Regions from separate parts of the Homo sapiens genome. Here region 2 is linked to region 1. Evidence: chromatin loops called from intact Hi-C (ENCODE). Cell type or tissue: OCI-LY7. All regions are shown on one strand. Links, peaks and the distances in the headings refer to the core of each region. The heading gives the core; the rest is flanking DNA.

What was found. Hi-C counts contacts between places; a loop is a spot of excess contacts. Peaks named below come from ENCODE experiments on the same cell type or tissue, not always from the same donor. Only the 100,000 strongest peaks of a DNase experiment are listed, where the experiment ranks them.
Region 2: a loop joins it to region 1, with 2.4 times the contacts of the local background. A loop is called at or near these places in 3 of 110 quality-filtered maps.

The regions. Positions count from the first base shown.
Region 1 is chr15:78,749,613-78,752,516 of GRCh38, reverse strand. It overlaps the pseudogene LOC646938. Among named protein-coding and RNA genes, the nearest start is that of ADAMTS7, 60 kb to the left of the region's middle. In OCI-LY7, for the core only: a CTCF peak has its summit at 1,293 (motif pointing right); a DNase peak (open chromatin) is centred at 1,296.
Region 2 is chr15:79,006,192-79,009,029 of GRCh38, reverse strand. It overlaps RASGRF1 (Ras protein specific guanine nucleotide releasing factor 1), which reads left to right. Exons shown (of 27, transcript NM_001145648.3): 14 at 2,596-2,838. All of the region lies in intron 2 of LOC105370917 (a long non-coding RNA gene), which reads right to left. Among named protein-coding and RNA genes, the nearest start is that of CTSH, 63 kb to the right of the region's middle. RefSeq lists a silencer at 1,609-1,903 and an enhancer at 2,340-2,838. In OCI-LY7, for the core only: a CTCF peak has its summit at 1,717 (motif pointing right); a DNase peak (open chromatin) is centred at 1,849; H3K27ac peaks cover 1,243 bases.

The DNA of each region.
Region 1 (2,904 bases), core at 175-2,674:
AATTTTCAATAAAATGTTAAGGTTATGATCCACTTGCTCCTAACCACTGGTCAGTGGCTTAATAAAAACAAAACCAAAAGCTGTCCTGAGGCCTGGCTATGGATTTGTAGCACTAATGGGTCAGTCACACTGGTCTCTGGGGATCACAAAATAGGCCAGTTCCTCCAACACTGGGGCCACCATCTTCCCCTCTCTGGATTCTGCCAGGCCCCAGATGCTTTGTATCCACCAACATGGGCTCATGCGCTTCCCTGTCAACCAAAGGCCCAACAGACTCACCAGCCCCAGGAAAAGCTGTGATGAAACAGAAATGCCCCGAAGGACTTCCTGCCTGTCCCCATCAGAGCAGGCCATTTGCTCCTGCTGCTGTCGGCTGCGTGGGCTCCTTTTAACACAGGCACACACGAGGGTGCAACCTTTTATGTTTCAAAACACCCACTACTACCTGGACATGCTTAACTCTCATCCAGAGGCTTAAGGTCAGAAAGGCCAGCTTTATTTAAATTCCGAATTCACCAGTGTGTGTTCTGGAACATGGGAGCACCAGAGAACAGAGAACGCCCAAGCACAGGGGTCCCCGCGTGTGGATTTCTCAGGTTCCGCCTCCTGCCTGGCTCTGCAGACCGGGCTGCCAGCCCCAGCAGGTGGGAGGAGGCTCCGTGTGAACGGGGCACAGGGTCCCCACCACCAGTCCTTTCTCCCCAACAGCTGTCAGCCCACAGCCCCCACAAACCCCAAACCTACGGCGCCCAACACTCCTGTGCTGCAGAACACGAGCCCGAAGTATAATTCTTCATTTGCTCCTCAGTCAGGAGCTGACAGAGACCCCTCGGCCCAGGCTGGCACCCGGGAAGCCAGACCCCACCTCTGCCTCAGGCCTGGAAGGTTCCTCTGGGAGATGAGAAGGTGTCCCATGGTCAGCTAAATTTGGGAGACGATGCTCAGCGCCTTAAAAGGCTCCTAGAAGTCCTGCTGCAGAACGTGGTTCAATCCTGTGTAACTCCCGTCTCCTGAATGCAGCTGACCACACAACTCCCTCCCTGTGTTTCTGAAGGCCAATCGCTGTGCTGCAGGACTGGCCTCCTTGCAACCACTAGTCTGGGAAGCTCATTAAAACACTGAGGCTCCAGCCCAGAGGCGGGTTATGGGCCCCTGCAGTCTTGATAACAGCGGGGAGCCTGCCACCGCCTTGGCACTCTTTAAAGCACCTGTTGGTGTGGCGACCCCGCTTTCTAAAGCAAGCTGCAGGGGAGACCGTACCGCGAGCCGCTCACAAGGAGGCGCTGCAGGACCATGCAAGGCCCAGCAGTGTGGGAGGGGCCAGGTCGGCCTGCGGTGCCAGGGAAGGGGCGGGCACTCGCCAGAGCCACGCCCACTCGCCTCGGCTCCTCCTGGCAGCGCCTGGGACCCAGTACAGAACTGAGGGCAGCGGCGCTCCCAACACTGCCCTAGCTGTCGGCATGGGTGAGCTCACTCCCTGTCACTCTCGGCAATCCTGACCCAACACGAGATGAACAGAAACCCCCCAGGCTCACCCCAGGACTCAGAATCAAATTTCCCCCGCAAATATGATTCCCATATCCCTCCTCATTTGGCAGAAATCAGGGCACTCTTGTTGGTGCTATTAGTAAGCCTGAAACTATTACAAACACACTCCCCAGTAAAAGACTAAAAATAGCGATGACCTCCAGGAAGCCTGGCATGGCCTCAGCCAGCACCTCAGCTCCCATTGTCCAAATCGGCTCTCAGGGTCAGAGCAGCCAACAGCTGCGGTCCAGGGGATATACGGATGAGGGTGGCCCAGAACAGGCAATGACCGTGTGGCCAGGGAGGGTTCCTGAATACTTGGCTGCCCAGGCCAGAAACACAGGGCTCTTCCAAGTCAAGGATCACTTGAGCCCGGGAGTTTGAGACAAACCTGGGCAACATAGTGAGACCTGGTCTCTACACAAAAATTTAAAAAATAGCTGGGCTTGGTGGTGGCACGTGCCTGTAGTCCTAGCTACTCAACAGGCTGATGTTGGAGCATCACTTTGAGCCCAGGAGGTTGAGGCTGCAGTGAGTGGTGATCTCATCCACGGTACCCCAGCCTGGTGACAGAACGACATCCTACCTCCAAAAAAAATTTTTTTAAACTGAGTAGACAGGTGTCCTGGTGGCATGACAGGTCCTGGGTCCCCTTCCAGATCTGTGACCTTGGACAGGTGGCTTTTCCTCTGGACTTCAGTGTCCCCATCTGAGTGAGAAAAGGCAGTGGGGACGCAGATCTTCAAGTTGAAGCAGTGTAGAAGCCGCATCTGAAAAGCCATACTTGGGGCTCCAAGTCCAGCACACAGTCCTAGCAGGGCCCAGCGGGGTGGCCAGGGTGGCACAGGTATCAGGTCCCAACCTCCTTCCCTCTTTGCCCACTCTCAGACCAAGGAATTCATCTTCTCAGAGCTGCTGTCCAACCTGTACTCGCATGGGGACCAGAACACGCTGATGGAGGAGTTGGCAGAGAAGGCACAGTGGGGCGGCGAGATGCTGCGCAAGCGCCACGTGCTGACGGAGGCACCCAGCAACATCGGTGAACATCAACACGACCACTGTCAGCACGCCCACGGGGGCCCGTGGATGACTCCTGGCTGCAGGTGCAGAGCATCCCAGCTGGACGCAGGTACCAGGGCCAGCCCCCACGGTCCCAAAGTCCCCCAGGCTCCATGGCTGAGCCTGGGGGCTCTTGAAACAGGCTCCGTGCCCAAGCTGGCAGATGTGGGTAATCATGCCTGTAATCCTAGCACTTTGGGAGGCTGAGGCAGGCAGATCACTTGAGGTCAGGAGTTGGAGACCAGCCTGGCCAACATGGCAAAACCTGTCTCTACAAAAAAAAAAAAAAAATGAATTGGGCGTGGTGGCGGGTGCCTG
Region 2 (2,838 bases), core at 339-2,838, 260 kb before region 1:
CTGGTTAGAGATGACAGAGGTGTCATCACTAACCTTATCAGACGTCATATTATGTTTGGGAAAGGCAAAGACGAGGGTCATTTATCTTGTAGGGAGAATAGAGACTCAGGCAAGAGACCTGGGAGGCCATGTGCTCTGGCCTGCTTTGTCCTCAAAGCATCTTTCCGGAGCGCTGCACATCGTCACGGAGTCAGGGGCCTTGTGGAGTCATGCCAGCAAGCAGAAATGAGCAGGCGTGGCTTCTCTCGTTTGCTACTTTGTCTCACGGTAGTGAGAGGTCCCCTCTCTGTCCACTCTGTGTTGCTTCCATTTTCTGTCATTTCAACCTCTTTGTCCTTCTCTGAGTTCTAGGGGACTTTCTCAAATGTGTTTAATAGACCACTCAGATTTTCTGAGTGTCCGATCTGCCATTTGCTGCATCCGTCCCAGCCTTCAATTTAGCACTCTTGTTTTTCATGTCCAGGAAATCCTTCTGACCTTGGATTACTCCCTCTTCATGGTTGCTTCTCAAGGTCCCATAGATGCAGTGTATACTTTCCTGAATCTTGGTGGAAACCAAATCAGGAGTTTTCTAAAATGTTTTGTGTCTTGCAGCAAAGCTAACTTAGAAGGCAGCATTTCCTCGGTTTCTTTGGAATGCTCTCTTTTTGAACTGCAGTATCTTTACGGGCCCTGTGCTTTTCCCATATTGTTCTCATCCTAAAAAGAAATCCCACTGCCCTGCTCATTGAAGGCACTCGATAAAGTTTATTTATTTCAAATCCCAAGAATGCTTCCAAAGAAAAGTATTTAAGAAAGACAGTGTGAAAGGGATGCTATGTCCATTTGCTCACTTCCTCTGAGCACTATCTGCACTCCTAGGTAGAAGATACCCTCGAAAGAACAGGTGAGCCAGGTGCGGTGGCTCACGCCTGTAATCCCAGCACTCTGGGAGGCCAAGGCAGGTGGATCAAGAGGTCAAGAGTTTGAGACCAGCCTGGCCAACATGGTGAAACCCCATCTCTACTAAGAATACAAAAATTAGCTGGGCGTGGTGGCGCATGCCTGTAATCCCAGCTACTCGGGAGGCTGAGGCAGGAGAATCACTTGAATCGTGGAGGCAGAGGCACTCCAGCTTGGGTGACAGAGCAAGACTCCATCTCAAAAAACAGAAAAAAAAAAAAAGAAAAACTAGATAGTCTGGGCACAGTGGCTCACACCTGTCATCCCAGCACTTTGGGAGGCCAAGGCAGGAGGATTGCTTGAGCCCTGGAATTCGAGACCAGCCTGGGCAACATGGTGAAACCGTGTCTCTACCAAAAAATACAAAAATTAGCGAGGCATAGTGGCATGTACCTGTAATCCCAGCTACTGGGGAGGGTAAGGCAGGAGGATCACTTGAGCCCAGGAGAGCAAGGCTGCAGTGAGCCATGATCACACCACCGCACTGTACTCCAGCCTGAGCAAATGAGACCTTATCTCATTAAAAAAAAAAAAAAAAAAAACTAGATACGGCCATCAGCATGTAAGTAATAAGGACAAACAAAAAATAAAGAAGTAAATAAAAAGAAATGAGCACTATATTTGATTCTAAGATTCTTGGTAGTCAAAACAAAAAGTAAAACATGATTACAAAGACTCACAACATCCAAAAAATGAAAACCCAGAGTTGCCCAAGAGTCCTAATAGCTCCCATTGGATGACCAATAAAAGACGATTCCAGTGGCGTAAGCACCAGAGGGCGCTGTGTGGTACAGCAGCCTTCAGGGCCACTGGTTCCCACTATGCCCTGTAGAGGCTGCTGACCTCAAGTTCACAAGCAGCTGAAACAAGACCCCTGCAAGTTCACCCCATCTTAGCCCCTTTGTTCTGGCTAACTGCACTGGACACCTGTCCTTACATCTTGACAGCTGCTAGCAGATCAAATAGACCACATTTTGTTTTTCCATGTATCAGCTGATGGACACCTGGGTAGTTTCCACTTTGGGGCTATTACAAATAATGCTGCTAAGAACATTCATGTACACATATTTTTTTTTGAGGCAGAGTCTCGCTGTGTCACCCAGGCTGGAGGGCAGTGTCACAGTCTCGGCTCACTGCAACCTCCATCTCCAGGGTTCAAGCGATTCTTGTGCCTCAGCCTCCCTAGTAACTGGTATTACAGGTATGGGCCACCACACCTAGCTAACTTTTGTATTTTTAAGAGAGACAGGGTTTCGCCATGTTGCCCAGGCTGGTCTTGAGCTCCTGACCTCAAGTGATCCTCCCACCTCAGCCTCCCAAAGTGCTGGGATTACAGGCGTGAGCCACTGCACCCCATCCACATACACATTTGTGTAAACAGAGTTCCTTACGTCTTGTGAACTCAACAACAAATGTTTTTAAATTTGTAATACTTCTCCAGTATTTCTAGGGGTTTTATAATGGAGAGTTTTTAGGATATTGGGAAAAAGAAGTTGTAGCCCTCCTTCAGTGTCATCCTTCCCAAGCTTGTTCTCTTAATAAGACCATCCTGTGTTGTCAGTGTGTGGGGGAAGCAGTGATGAGCAGGCCTGGTGGGTGCCATTCAGATGCCTTTAGACCCACATCACCTCTGCATCCTTCCTCCCCTCTCAGGTCCGACGCCTCCTTATATTGTGATGATGTTGACATTCGCTTCAGCAAAACCATGAACTCCTGCAAAGTGCTGCAGATCCGCTACGCCAGTGTGGAGCGGCTGCTGGAGAGGCTGACGGACCTGCGCTTCCTGAGCATCGACTTCCTCAACACCTTCCTGCACTCCTACCGCGTCTTCACCACCGCCATCGTGGTCCTGGACAAGCTCATTACCATCTACAAGAAGCCTATCAGTGCCATTCC